2 separate regions of the Homo sapiens genome follow, and region 1 is linked to region 2. The links are chromatin loops, found by intact Hi-C in ENCODE. Cell type or tissue: Calu3. All regions are shown on one strand.

The links. Peaks named below come from ENCODE experiments on the same cell type or tissue, not always from the same donor. Only the 100,000 strongest peaks of a DNase experiment are listed, where the experiment ranks them.
Region 1: it touches region 2 in a loop (6-fold over the local background); 8 of 110 quality-filtered maps call a loop at or near these places.

Annotation. Positions count from the first base shown.
Region 1 is chr2:222,021,569-222,029,568 of GRCh38, forward strand. No RefSeq gene overlaps it. Among named protein-coding and RNA genes, the nearest start is that of CCDC140, 270 kb to the right of the region's middle. RefSeq lists enhancers at 3,329-4,315, 4,316-5,302. In Calu3, no CTCF peak of the experiment used is centred here; a DNase peak (open chromatin) is centred at 3,553.
Region 2 is chr2:222,558,584-222,566,583 of GRCh38, forward strand. SGPP2 (sphingosine-1-phosphate phosphatase 2) reads left to right here. Exons shown (of 5, transcript NM_152386.4): 5 at 1-4,038. The coding sequence ends at 315. Among named protein-coding and RNA genes, the nearest start is that of FARSB, 94 kb to the right of the region's middle. In Calu3, a CTCF peak has its summit at 3,436 (motif pointing left); a DNase peak (open chromatin) is centred at 3,438.

The sequences.
Region 1 (8,000 bases), 540 kb before region 2:
GAGGGAGACCTGGAAGGACCAAGACTAAAAGTTCAGCGCCAAAAAGGGAAATGTGGGCCTGGACCTATGGGAATTGGCAGGGAGTATGAAGACCTTGGTATTACATTACAGTGCCCACCAAAACCAATTAGGAAAGATGAGTCTTATAATCCTTAATTTTACTATACTTTATTTAGCTGTAAGTTTATACAATTTAATTTTTAATAATGAGTTCTTAACAACTGGCATCCATATAAAAATAAATAAATAAAATACATAGGAATACCTCTAACCAAGGAGGTGAAAGATCTTTATAAGGAAAACTACAAAACATTGCCGAAAAAAATTCTAGATGACACAAACAAATGGAAAAACACTCCATGCTCATAGATCAGAAGAATTAATATTGTTAAAATGACCATACTACCCAAAGTAATCTACAGACTCAATCTTATACCTACCAAAGTACCAACATCATTCTTCACAGAATTACAGAAAACTATTCTAAAATTTATATGGAAGCACAAAAGAGCCTGAAGATCCAAAGCAACCAAGCCAAGAGAATAGAGCCTGAGGCATCACATTACCCAACTTCAAACTATACTATAAGGCTACAGTAGCCAAAACATCATGGTACTGGTACAAGAACAGACACATAGATCAATGGTGTAGAATGGAGAACTCAAAAACAAAACCACACACCTACAACCATCTGATCTGCAACAAAGTTGACAAAAATAAACAATGGGAAAAGGACTCCTTATTAGAATAGTTGTGCTGGAATAACTGGGCTAGCCATATGTGGAAGAGGGAACCTGGATCTCTACTTTTCATCATATATAAATTAAGTCAAGATGAATGAAAGATTTAAGTATAAGACCTCAAGCTATAAAAATCCTAGAAGAAAATCTAGGAAATACCCTTCTCAACACTGGCCTTGGCAAATAATTTATGGCTAAGTCCTCAAAAGCAATGGCAACAAAAACAAAAAATTGACAAACGGGGCCTAATTAAACTAAAGAGTTTCTGCACAACAAAAGATAATATCAGCAGAGTAAACAAGCAACCTACAGAATAGAAGAAAATATTCACAAACTATGCATCCAACAAAGACCTAATATTCAGAACCTATAGGGAACTTAAACAAATCAACAAGCAAAAGCAAATAACCCCATTAAAACATGGGCAAAGGATAGACACTTCTCAAAAGAAGACATGCAAGTGTCCAAGAAACTTACGAAAAAATGCTCATCATCACTAATCATCAGAGAAATGCAAATCAAAACCACAGTGAGACACCATCTCACACCAGACAGAACAGCTTATCATTAAAAAGTCAAATGATGGCCAGGTGCAGTGGCTTGCACCTATAATCCCACAACACTTTGGGAGGCCAAGGCGGGTGGATCACCTGAGGTCAGGAGTTCGAGACTAGCCCAGCCAACATGGGGAAACCCTGTCTGTACTAAAAATACAACAAATTAGTGGGTGTGGTGGCAGGTGCCTATAATCCCAGCTATTCAGGAGGCTGAGGCAGCAGAATCGCTTGAACCCGGGAGACGGAGGTTGCGGTGAGCCAAGATCGTGCCATTGAACTCCGGCCTGGGCAACAAGAGTGAGACTTTGTCTCAAAAAAAAAAAGTCAAAAGATAACAGATGCTGGCATGTCTACGAAGACAAGAGAATGCTTTTATACTGTTGGTGAAAGTGTAAATTAGTTCAGACACTCTGGAAAGCAGTGTGGAGATTTCTCAAAGAACTTAATATGCCTAGTGTTCCATTATTGGAACACTAAGCACGTGGGAGTTATTTATATCCTACTGCTCAAGGTCACCTCCAAGGTCTCATTACAAAAATTCAAAAAATTGCAACCTCAGGCCTAAATGGGTTAAAACAGAACTATGACCCAGCAATCTCATTCCTGGGTATATATTCAAAGGAAAATAAATCATTCTACCAAAAAGATACATGAACTCATGTTCATCACAACAGTATTCACAATAGCAAAGACAGGGAATCAACTGAGATGCCCGTGAACAGTGGATTAGATAAAGAAAATGTGGTACATAAATACCATAGGATACTATGCAGTCATGAAAAAGAATGAAATCATGTCTTTTGCAGCAATGTGGATGCAGCTGGGGTTCATTATCCTAAGCGAATTAACACGGGAACAGAAAAATAAATACTGCCATGTTCTTACCTATAAATGGGAGCTAAACATTGAGCATACATCAGCATAAAGAGGGAACAATGGGTACTGGAGACCACCAGAGGGGAAGAAGGGAGTGGGACAAGGGCTGAAAAACTCTTATTAGTTACTGTGCTTGCTGCCTGGGTGATGGGTTCATCCATACCTCAAACCTCAGCATCACACAATGTTTCCATGTAGCAAACCTGCACATGTACCTCCTGAATCTAAAAGAAAAGTTGAAATAATTAAAAAAAAAAACCCTCATTATGAAAGCCTATTTAATGACAGAGAAAAGCTCACTGCAAAATAGAAAAAGAAATAAATTTTCGAAAGAAAACTATATATAGTACACAAAAAATAGAGAAAATGCACAATAAAATATTAACTGTAGTTGTCTCTGAGTGGTGGAGATGTGAATAATTTTGTTTTCTTTAAAACTTTTCTACATTTTCCAAATGTCTCTGAGAATTATGTATTATTTCACAAAGTAATAATAACTGGCATGAAAATTCTCTGAAAATTTAACAATTAGCTCTTGCATGCTGACACGAGCTGGCTCCAGTACACCAGTAGGCCTGAAAATAACTTGGTTAAGTTTTTTGCTAAGAGGCAGAAATAAGAATCAAGATATGAGTTACATCACATAATAGGAAAATAAAGATCGTGAATTATTGGAACCTATAACTGAGTGGCTTGTGGAAGTTACACTTGCTACATTTCTTTATCAAGGTGTCCCAAAATAGAATAAAAATTGCTGGCTTAAAGCTCGAAGCTTGGTAAGATGTGCCCTTGTCAATTTAAAACAATATAAACAACCAGTAATTCCATGAGAAAAAAAAAATCTTGTGTATTAGTGTATTGTTTGCTGGTGTGATGAAATGCCTACTATCATTTTGAAATTATTAGACAGTATTCATTTCTCTGCCCATTCTCTACTTGCCAGGAGCAGAGTCTACAATTTACAGCATCAGCTGCTTAGTTTATAATCTTGATTGAGGTCATTTAATTTGAAATTAAATCAAGCAAAATAAATAAAGGCAAGATTCTACTGAGCATGTACATTACAACTATGACTATACAAATACCACCCGGTAAGAATAAATGGAACTAACTCTGAAAATTTTACTTGTCTTCAATGGCTTTCAAAGGGTCAGAGGAATATACGGTATTATAAGATGTAAACATTTCCTTTGAAGATCTATAGAGTAAATATCTAGTTGTCAAGCTAAATTGCTGAAGAAATGGGGGGGTTCCATCCAAAATTTGTGAGGAAGATAATAAAGTAATAGCAGCTTCTTTTGAAAGCACATTTTTGACCTACTTTATAAATTCCTATACTATGTTTCTCCTGGGCCACACTAGAGGGCGAACTTTCCCTTCTCTAGAAATCTTCCTAACCTGTGTCCTTTCAAAGGGACGCATTTTTCTAAGGAAGGTTGTTAATCTCCAGGAAATCTTAAAGACAATCAAGTAGGTTCAGTTAAAACAATCAGAATTAGCGGACTCCAGGAGAGAGCTTATTTACAAAGCAGAGGACAGTTTAAAGCAAAATGAAAGGAAAACAGAAAACAAAAACCCCTGTCCTCTATCAATTACTAATACGTTTTATACCTTGCACTTTATAAAGTGTGTTATGAATATTGTCTCTCCACATTCTCTCAGAGACCATATGTAATATTTTAGTCCATTTTCAAGCTGAGAAGCTGAGAAAATTGAAGCTCAGTGGTTTCAAGAGACTCGCTCAAGGTCAAACCGGTTTAAGGCAAGCAACCGAATCTAGTTATGATTTGAACTAATTTCTTCTTTCTTAAAGTTTGGCTCATTGAAGACCCAAGGTCTGTGGCATATGCAATGAGCCAGACTTGAAGAACTGTAGCTTTTCATGAAAAAACTCAGGACATCCCAGGGCAACAGCCCAGCTCGACATTCTCAGATGAACAAACTAGACTCTGGCTATCCCCACTTTGTAAGAAGAGCTAATGAGCAGAAACTTTCCATGACATCTGTACTCTCCTAAGGCTATGATTAAATCATTGACTTAAAATATTGCAAGTATGACACATTTGATTATTTTGCCCCTGGAAAAAATATTATAGGATATGCACTAATTTATTTACTTACATTAAGTAAAGATTTATAAAGAAGCTCTTTAAGTTACAATCCAAATTAAGAGAAAATATAAATTAGAATGTGATTACCTAAGTCACAGAAGGTCCCTTGCTTTCAAAAGGATTCGCTCCAGGGTTCCTTTGAACTGAGAGCTGCCCAGCTGTATGTTAAATGAGCCCATTTACAGTACAAGGGCTCAATTTACATAGAAATGCCCAGAAACAGAGCTGTCACACAAAGTGAAAGGCATCTGCACTGTACTTTGTGTTAGCAGGAAGATTTAAATATATAGAAAATACCAGGCGGGAGAACATCTATCTATGGTTGAGCTTGAATCCACCTCCAGCCCTCTGTTAGCTCACAAATCAGGAGGCGGAAATGATTCTCCAGGTTCTTCTGGTTCCTTCTCTTGCTCCCAGTTGCCGAGGTATTGATCCTGCTATTAAAGTTGTCGGAAATTTCCACAGCTTCCCACAGAAGTCCCCATTCTCCTCCTCATCAGCACATTCCGCATGTGACCCAAAGTGTAGCAGGTGCCTGAAGCTGATTAAAGAAAAGACAGTCTCCCGCTTCATGGACTTTAAATTCCCCTGATGAAAAGGGAATGCACATGTGCCTTCTCAAGCCACCAATAACAGCTGAAAAACGACAGGTGAGATCGAATGATTTAATAACGTGTTCCTCTGTTTCTCTTCTGCAAATACTCAGGGGCATATTAGGCATTGTGTTTTGTTTCCCCTCTTTGTAGAGGGTTTGTGGACAGGTACGTGGGAAAGGAAGTGAGGGAAAAAAAAAAAAAAGAACAGACAAGTGGCTCAGTGCAGTGGCTTACTCCTGCAATCCCAGCAATTTTGGAGGCTGAGCGGGGAGGACCACTTGAGCCCAGGAGTCTGAGAACAGCCTGGGCAATATAATGAGACCCTGTCTCTACAAAACGTTAAAAAATTAGCCAGGTGTGGTGACATACCTGTGGTCCCACCTACTCAGGAGGCTGAAGTGGGAGGATTGCTTGAGCCCAGGAATTTGAGGCTGCAGTGAGCCATGATTGTGTCACTGCACTCTATCCTGGGTGACAGAGTGGACCCTGTCTTTAAAAAAAAAAAAAAAGAAAAACAGAGGTTTCTGAGGACAGGTTAGAAATTTATTTACTTTCTACTTATTTGATTATGTATTTGTGTATGTATTTATTTATCGCCTCATTCTAAAAAGAAATTTGCAGCAGCAAATGATATTATAAAATAGAATGTCAATATAAAAATAGAAAACCAGAGGGAAGGAGAGAAAAGGAAATTAAGATAAGGGAAATAATGGTATTTCAATAACATGCAATAATACATTTGGTAGAGTTCTGCCAAAATATTTCTACAGCACCTTGATCTTTGAAAATCCAGGCAGGTTTTAAAAATCCAGAATGGGTTCAGTTCTCAGAAATCCATTCAAAAAGGAGAAACAAGGTATGTCGCACAATTTACATCAGATTACAAAGCAGATCAGCTAGCTCTTTAAGAGAGGCATTTTTGTCTCAGCTAGCCTCTGATAAATTTTTTCCCTCTATTCTCAACTTGTGGGCAACGCCACCCCTAACAATAAATTCAACAGCAGATTTGGGGGCCAGTGGCTTATAAATTCTCTCAAAATAGACAAATGGCTCAAGAACAAACCCCAGCCTAAGACAGGAGGTATGTTAGGGATAAAAGCAATGTAGGCCGGGTGTGGTGGCTCATGCCTGTAATCCTAGCAGTTTGGGAGGCTGCCGCAGGCAGATCACAAGGTCAGGAATTCGAGACCAGCCTGACCAACATGGTGAAACCCTGTCTCTACTAAAAATACAAAAATTAGCCGGGTGTGGTGGCGCACACTTGTAATCCCAGCTACTAGGGAGGCTGAGGCAGGAGAATCACTTGAACCCGGGAGGCAGAGGTTTCAGTGAGCCAAGATTGCACCACTGCACTCCAGCCTGGGTAACAGAGCGAGACTCTATCTCAAAAAAATAAAATAAAATAAAATAATAAAAAAGTGCACAGTAGAGGCTAAGCAATGTCATGCAGGTAGAGGGGGTGCAAACGGAGGAAGAGAGAGGAAATAAGTGCAGTAGGCATGCAGGGCAGAATTACATCTTCCAGATGCTTGAGGAGGAGAAAGGAAGCTTAAGCCTAGAGAGACCTGTGGCCTTGCCACCATCCTCTTCTTCAGGCATGTCCTAACACTCCTGAGTCCTGGCCTTGTTGCAGACAAAAAATACCATAATAAAAGGTCAAGAGGCAGGGCATGGTGGCTCACACCAATAATCCCAACACTTGGGAGGCCAAGGCAGGAGGAGTGCTTGACCCCAGGAGTTCGAGACCAGTCTGGGCAACATAAGGATATTTCCTCGCTACAAAAGTAAAAAAAAAAAATAGCCAGGTGTGGTGGTGCATGCCTGTGGTCCCAGCTACTTGGGAGGCTAAGGTGGGAGGATCGCTTGGGCCCAGGAGGTTGGGGCTGCAGTGAGCCATGATCGCGCCACTACACTCCAGCCTAGGCAACACAGCAAGACCCTGTCTCTAACCGACTAACTAACTAACTAAATAAATAAATAAATAAATAAAAAGTCAAGAAGAGGACAATACCTGGAATTTACATGAAAACCCAGGAGGAAGGGTATAAGTGGATATCCAGTAGTTAAACAACCTTGGTGTCTAAGAGGAACTGTGCTGATACATGGGGCTTCCTGACATTTTTCCGACGTACTCTGTTCCAGTGCTTTGCACAGAACACACAGTGTTCACAGCCGGGAGACCAGCTAGGAGGCCTCAGCTGCTATGGGCACCACCTGGCTGCTCCCTGGGGATCAGTACTGTGACCCCATTTTAATGTGGTACTGTAGGAAGTCTTGCTAATGGAACGACTGCCCCTGACTAAAACTGACTTCGCAAAGATTATGACAGTGAGATAAGTCTGGCCTGGGCTCACTCCATCTCGCTTCTAGCCTCACAGGCTGGCTGCCCTCACTTATCCCTGGGCATAGGCCAAGCTACTCAGGGGAGGAATTTATAGTCTAACTTTAAAGCAAGGATGATAATAGTCTCACCCTAAAACTAACTCCTCCTTGTTCAGTGGCTGAAAACACCTTTGTAAGACTAATGAAGAGCCACAAGATTAGGATTCTGGTAGGGGCCTGAATTCTGCTACACTGTAGGCTTAATTTCTATAATCCCTTACTGTAGAGGAGTCACATGGCCAGAGGTCACAAGATTTGTGACTTTCTCAGTTGTTCATATAAATAACATCACTATTACAGAACATAAGATTGGCCTTTTCAGATGTTTTTCAGACTGACCCCACCTAGACTTGTGACTCACGACTTAACCAGTCCTGTGCACCCCCCACCACACAAAGGTGGACTTAGTGTATAAGGACCGTTTCCCACACTCGTATGATTCTCAACCAATCAGCAGCACCCATTACCTAGTCCCCTGCCCACCAAACTATCCTTGAAAAACCCTAACCTCTGAGCCTTCGGGAGACTGATTTGGGTAATAACTGTCTTCCACATGGGCAGACTCCCGTTAATTCAACTCTTGCTTTACTGCAAGATCACAGTCTCAGTGAACTGGTTTTGTCTGTGCAGCACACAGGAATAACCCATCACCTGATTACACAACCACTGAACAAGAAGACTTGGGTTCAAGGCTACCTTTGGTCAGCCATTTTCTCTAAGAAAGAACACAGTCAAAGT
Region 2 (8,000 bases):
TTCTTCCAGCTTGTATCCAAGCCCGCTGAATCTCTCCCTGTTATTCAGAACATCCCACCACTCACCACCTACATGTTAGTTTTGGGTCTGACCAAATTTGCAGTGGGAATTGTGTTGATCCTCTTGGTTCGTCAGCTTGTACAAAATCTCTCACTGCAAGTATTATACTCATGGTTCAAGGTGGTCACCAGGAACAAGGAGGCCAGGCGGAGACTGGAGATTGAAGTGCCTTACAAGTTTGTTACCTACACATCTGTTGGCATCTGCGCTACAACCTTTGTGCCGATGCTTCACAGGTTTCTGGGATTACCCTGAGTCTCAAACAGTTGGAAACTAGCCCACTGGACATGAAAGCCAAGACATAGGAAAGTTATTGGTAGGCAAATCTTGACAACTTATTTTTCTTTAACAACAACAAAAAGTCATACGGCTGTCTTGCTACTACCAGATAAATGATGCTGCTGTGTGAAAGGAAGAACTGTCTCATAGCGGTCATTGGTCGTCCGTGGTGGTTGGTTGTGCTACAGTTGAACCCAGGCTAAAGACCATAATCCGGATCTTTAAAGGCACACACCGCGCCCCCCCCCCCCCCGCCCGGCCCCTGCTCCTCTCGCTGTTGCACGGGCTTTGGATCTAGTCATGGGCTGGCAGGAATTGTGGCCTGGCTTAGGAATAGCTATGAGCCCCACTGGGTTCTGGAGAGCCAGTAGAGATGGGGTGATCTGGGAGGCTGGAGGTAGAGCCTTTCTTTTCCGTTACAACCTTGCCTAGCATGGAGTTATTTCTAAAATGGGAACTTTGGTCTAGGAGAAGGGGTGGCACCATATGAAACGGCATTCCTTGGACAGGGTGACTTCCTTATCGTTTATTTGGTGATTTTTTGTTTTGTTTTGTTTGAGACAGGATCTTGCTCTGTTTCCCAGGCTGTATTACAGTGGCACAATCTCAGCTCACTGCAAACTCTGCCTCCCGGGCTCAAGCAATCCTCCTGCCTGAGCCAACTGAGTAGCTGGGACTGTAAGCATAGACCACCATGTGCCCAGCTAATTTTTGTAGAGACAGGGTTTCTCCATGTTGCCCAGGTACGTCTGAAACTCCTGGGCTTAAGTGATCCACCCACCTCAGCCTCCCAAAGTGCTGGGATTATAGGCATGAGCCACTGTGCCCGGCCTCCTCCTTGTTATGATCAAATTAGACTGTGCCTGGTTGGGTGGTAAGATCACTCTGAAAGAAAGCTCACTGTGAAGAGATGAAAGGTGGAGGCAGAGCTGTGAGGTCATGGGGAAAAGCCTGCTTTCCTTATAAGTCCTGCTGTTCATGTTGGAATAAGGATCTGCTCTTCCTTGTTTCCATGCATTTTGCAGGATTCCAGGTACCATTACCACACTCTTCTGACCCATGAAACCAACTGGCTGCTCACACATCACCAAACAGGTTGGGGGTTAGCCTTCAGCACAGGTGGATACATCTGGGATTCACTGAGATTCCTGCCCTCTCCTGCTTCCTAGTGGTTTGGGACAGGCCCTCTGCCCATCGTCAGCAGTTTTTTGCTTTCATACAAACCTGGAAGGCACTGGCATCTGCCTAGGAAAGTGGATCTGTGAAGAACAGATGAACTCAATCCTTTCTGGAGTCTGACAAAGAAGGGATAGGCTTCCTTGACATTGCCTGTCCTGACAAGGCCTCCCTGACATTACTCCTCCAATTTCACAGTTACCTTCTGTAAATCTATTTTCTCATCTACTGAATAGAATCAGGCGCCCTTTTTGTCTTCCCACCTCTTATCTCTTGGCAATTTTAAGGGGAATTAATGCAAGAACAACTTTAGTGTCTCTTGGGAAAACAAGCCAACCAAATACAAAACCCATTAAGCCTACTAGGGTGAGTCCTCTTAACATGGGAAGGCGATGATTATGCAAACACCGGAGTTCCCTCCTCTTCAGTTCCTAAGAATAAAGAACAGGTATCAAGAACTTTCTTTAAAGTTAGTGTAACTATAGTTAACAAAGTATCCATTGAAGTTTAGTGCCTGTAGGACTGAGCCAGTGCTTTATCAACCCAACACATCATCACCATGTGCATACTCTAGAAAAAAAAATAGCTTCCTTAAAAGTTACAGAGGCTCTTAACGTGTTAAAACCGAAAAATCACATTTTTCTTGATTTCAAATATGTTCTACGGCCTTACTGTTGGGATGATATTTAGTATGTAACTTAGCATTCCAATTTCTCAAGAATTTTTAGGCCGGGTGCGGTGGCTCATGCCTGTAATCCCAGCACTTTGGGAGGCCGAGGTGGGCGGACCACGAGGTCAGGAGATCGAGACCATCCTGGCTAACACGGTACCCCGTCTCTACTGAAAATACAAAAAAATTAGCCGGACGTGGTGGAGGGCGCCTGTAGTCCCAGCTACTCAGGAGGCTGAGGCAGGAGAATGGCGTGAACCCGGTGAGCGGAGCTTGCAGTGAGCCGAGATTGCGCCACTGCACTCCAGCCTGGGCGACAGAGCGAGACTCTCTCAAAAAAAAAAAAAAAGAATTTTTAGCAAAACATCCTGTTTTTACTTAAAATTCTTCTCATATTTATTATAGTTAGAAGGCAAAGATCAAGATGACCTGCCGTTTGACTGCTTTTACATCAAACTCTGCCCAGTATTTGCAGCACAACTCAGGGGAAGGGCCTTAGCTTACAGGTACTCCCAGCCTTCATCTGCCCCTGCAGAGCAGTGGCTGTCAGCCGGATGCGGCACTTTTCTGTATTTTCATCCACACAGCTGCCCAGCCAGAGTTCGCAACACTGGATATTTACACCAAATAATTGTGGTTGACTTGTCTGAAGCCAGCTGACAAAAGGATCAGCTTTTCCCACTTGTATTTTTTAAAAAGAGGGATTGTGATCATTGTCACAGAGTGGGTGCTGGCCTCTCATATATATGATATATATATATCATTTTATATATATATATATATCATATACATAATTTTTACTGCTGTCTCTAGTTTTAAGTCCCAACAATAGGAAGGCCGATCAGCTATATTGATATATTTAAGGCTGTACTTAACTAATTTGGGCTGAGGATGAATATATCAGCCACAGCACATTAAAGAATGAGCCAAGGATTTGTCATGGTTGGTCACTTTTTAAAGTATTTGATTACTGCAACTGGAGAATGAAAAGTGTATATTGGTGACGCCAACCTCAGTTTCTGAGCACTCCTGCTCTGTGGTGAGAATCAGACAAAAATTCATCGGGGTGAAAAAGGCATTACCTGATTCACACCCTTGTCTTGCTAGCCCTCTTCCATTCATTTCTCACACAGCACTTTGCTCTGTTAAATCCTCTCTCTGTCTCAGACCATTGCTTGCCCCTTCAAAGGGTATGGTTCAGGCTCCTTTCAAGACATTTGGAGTTTCTCTCTGGGGAAAGAGAGCCCCCTACTGGTTTGGCTTCAGTCTAGGTCCACCATCCCTCTCGATCTGGCATCTTGGAGATTAATTTAAAAGGCAAGCTCACCACAATGTAAGCCTATGGTCTGGCCAACCTTGCTTTTGGGAACTGTGACACCAAAGCCCCCAGGACTATCTGCCTCTCCAGGAGCCAGATAGAATGACATGCCTTTTTCCTAATTGTCCACATTCCACCCCCAACCCACTGCCACTGTGGGCCAAGCCATCCATCTTGCAATCTTCATCTAAAACAGCTCTCATTTCATGCCAGTTTTGCTCAAACCTGCACCGTCACAAGATATTCAGAAGATGAAAACGTAGAAGACACCCCTGAATTAAAAACACTTACATAGCAGTGGCTGGAATTACTCCAAAACGTGCCCAGTGATCGCACTGTAACATGGGATTTTCTCACCCAAATAGGCAACTCATGCTTCCTGAGTGTAATCAAAGCATGTGGTGTTTTGGGGCCATATGCACCAGGTTTCTATTTTAGAAACCTTCAGCTGTCTTGCTTATGTACTGTATGTAAATTTATTCTTTTTAAAAATCACTTTTATTTGATTTTGACTTATTAAATGCTTTAAAAGCCAGTGTTCTGTTTCCTTGCATTTTTTTCTTAACGTAGATCTTTTTCTCTGAATTCATTGGACCTGAGTTGAAAAGGGGACAAAAATAAGAGGCAGGCTACATAATTCTCTGTTCTTGTCATAATCCAATCATGTGCAAATGTTGGAGAGCCTTGGAGGACCCACAGGTGTGGTAACAAGAAAGAAGTGGCATGTTGGCATCCTTAAATCCCCTCCTCTACTCCATGATACTAAAGAACCTCCTTTTACTTTATATGGAGTTAAATGTCACTATGTTTTGAAAGGTAAATGTTGTAAGTTTTGCTAGTTAAGGTAAGTAAAAGGTTTTTAGAGATGCGTTCTCTATCTGCTGAACCAAATAAACATAACCGTCATTCAAATTCACAGTGTATCACTGCAATGATGTGGTCTGCCTTTAAGCATCCCAAATTTGCTATTTGAGATGGTACATACAGTTGACACTGCCCCTTATTTGCAAGGGCAGACCTAGGACTCTATTTGTACTTTGAGCAGGACATATGAGATGTAAAGCTCCAACCTATCCTGTGCAGTTTTCGCAGGACAGAGAAGACACAGGGGCAGAGAATTACAATTCAGGAGCCAAATGGTTAAGGCTGTAGGGAAGAGAAAACAACGACATGGGAACTGGGAGGAGGGGTAGACTGCATGAGCGAGGTTTAGAGAACAGATGGGGTTTGCACAGGGAATGTGACGGGAAGTAGGTAGGAGATGGTACTCCATGGCTAGAGAACAGCGTGTCTGAGGCACTTCCCAAACACCTCCAGCTCTTACAAGAAAAAAAACCAGACCACGTTGGTGATCGTAAGAATAACAGTGGTGGTGGTGGTGGTGAAATAAAGGATGAGCATAGGGCTGTGACACCGCAAAATCAAACCACACGAACAAGAAGTGTGAGAAGGCCCTCCCAGAGGGGGTGACGTCCAGAGGTGACTTCACAGACTCCTTTCATCACTCCTCATTCAAATACAGTTGCCCCTTGAACAACTCGGAGCTCAGGGGTGCCAACCTCCTATGCAGTAAAAATGCATATAACTTATGACTCCCCCAAAACTTAACTACTAATAGTCTGCTGTCAATGGGAAGCCTTTCTGATAGCACAATCAGTAGATTACCACATATCTTATGTTATAGGCATTATATATTGTATTCTTACAATAAAGTAAACTGGAGAAAAGAAAATGTTAAGAAAATTGTAAGGAAAATACATTTACCCTTCATTAAGTGGAAGGGGATCATCGCAAAAGTCTTCATCCTCATCTTCATGTTGAGGAGGCTGAGGAGGAGGAAGAGAGGGAAGAGGAGGGGTTGTTCTTACTGTGTCAGGGGTGGCAGAGGCAGGAGAAAATCCACATACCACTGAATGTGTACAGTTCAAACCCATCTTGTCCAAGGGTTAACTGTACTCACCAGTCAGCCCGAGCACCTTCCCCGTCTGCCATCTCTGCACGCACAGCGTCATTCCCATCCTTCTTGTTCCTCTCTTGGCAGACATGACCAACAGCTGGGACCTCCTTCTGTGTCCTTCATGCCCACTCCCTTCCCCCGTCTTCTCTTTGCTCAGTTCCCTGAACTAGTCATGTGAAACTTCATTTTCAAAATATTTTACCGTGATCCTGGCTCTTCAGAGAACTTCAAAATGCTTCAAAATGCTCCAAGTCTTTCTTTAATGATTGTGAATGAAGCCCTCATCCTCTAGTAAGAAGCTACCCAAGAGCCAAGTGGAATAGCAACATACACATATCTCATTTGAGACAAGAGATGTTTTTTCCTCGAAGCTGCTTGTGTTTTGATTTTTTTAAACTTGAATTTTAACTGCACGTATGGGTTTGCCATTAGAATTCCAGTTAAAATTTGGATTCTTCATTTCTGTGAACATAAGGCTTTAATGGGTGACTCTGTGCACACCATGCATCCATTGTTTTCTTAAAATGAGACACACCTGTAGTACAGACTTGGATATTTACAGAATGCACATTAAGAAGAATCAGAGTTAAATGTAGGCCATGAAGAGAATGCTAAATTCTTAAAACTGTAGCCACGTGAGACAGGGAGCTATACAAAGCCAAAAATAATTCTTCTTTTTCCAAGCCTGTCTATATGGCATGCAAAAAAACCAAGAAAAGTAAGGATGTAGCTAGGAGTTCCACTGTAATGCTTCTTTAACACACGCACTCAACACATCTGCTGGCCTTGCTCTCTGTATGGCAAGCCAGATTCTGCCCAATGCAGGTGTTCAAATGTCAATGCCTCTTTAATATACACAAAGATGGCCTCAGATCATTAGGGGTGAGCCAGGGTGAAAAGTGGGTCCTGCCTTAATGCCCATGCCTGCAAGAGTCTTATAATCTACCTGTATCCATGAGTGCAGATAGGAGTGAAGCCTCTTGGGCTTCCAGTCTGCAATGTCTCTGTCACGTGGAAACCTGATGGGTGCCACTGTGAGTGGGGCCAATTATGCACAGTGCACACTAAACACAGATCATTTTAGCCTTCCTAACTGGCCACTAATAAAAAGACGCTGAAGTATCCTGAAGATCAAAGAGAGATTTCCACCATGCCTCAATACAAACCCCAGTCCGGGCCTCTGCATGACAGGTGTTGTGCCTAGTGTTTTACACAAGTCATCTCACCTACATGATTTGCTTAAGGGGCACCTCTCTGTCTGGCTCTCTTGTCTCATCTGCCCCAACGTCACCCAAGTGCTCCTTGTTTAAATGTTCTGCCCAAGACACACAGCCAAAAAATCTCTAATCCCACCTATCTCCACTGGGGCTTTTTCTCTGACCTTTCCAGCACGAAATGTGACTGTTTATTCCGTGTGTCACAACTGGTTTCTTGTCAGCCCTAAGTAGTTGGTTATTGTAGGGACAGGCATATTTTATTCCTGACAAAAAGCTGTGCCATGTGGAAATCAGAACATTTCTTTTGCTATCAGGCTTGATATCAACCAGGCACACTTTCTCCACATCTTCACCTTCCCACCTAGAAGGCCAGATTTACTTCATGTCTGCAAGTCCTCTGATTCCAGCGGTGTATGCGGCAGCTCTCTTGCATAGCCTTGCCAGCGCTCCTAACGTGATGGATTCTTCCGAATGTTTTTTCTTTTCTTTTTTTCTTTTTTTGAGACAGGGTCTCACCGTGTCACCCAGGCTGGAGTACTGTGTGGTGCAATTCTGGCTCACATGGCAACTACAGGCGCACACCACGCCTAGCTAATTTTTGTATGTATGTATGTGTGTGTGTGTGTATATATATATATATATATATATTTTTTTTTATTTTTATTTTTTTTATTTTTTGTAAAGATGGGTTTTGCCATGTTGCCCAGGCTCGTCACTAACTCCTGGGCTTTGGTGATCTGCCTACCTCAGCCTCCCAAAGTGCTGGGATTACAGGCATGAGCCACCACACTGAGGCTTCAAATGTTTTCTCCTGGAGATTCATGCCTTTCCTGCCTTTCTTCAATAGAAACAAGGAAGGCCAAACCTTACAGACGAAGAATGAAAAGCTTGAGTGTGAACCTTGAGTATATTCTTAGCACACTCCATTAGTCACTTCAGAAGAAAAAAAAACCTACAGGGTTTGGTCAGACATAATTCAATTAGACCCTTTGCTGGAGATACTTACTCAACCCACAGTCTAGCTACAATATTCACTCATCCTTTCTGCCTACTAGAAAGCCAAAGCAGAGAATACCTGAACATGAAGTAGACATCGCGGAGACTCAAACCGCTTTGCTTCTGCGTTGCCCTTCTTGCTGCCTGGCCCATTTGTCAAGCACAGTCATTTGACAGCTCTTCTTTTATCTAAGCAGGTCATGTTCCCTACATGGACTCTGGTCAGGGCAAAACACTAGGCACAGCACCTGTCAAGCGGAGGCCCGGACTGGGGTTTGTATTGAGGCATGGTGGAAATCTCTCTTTGATCTTCAGGATACTTCAGTG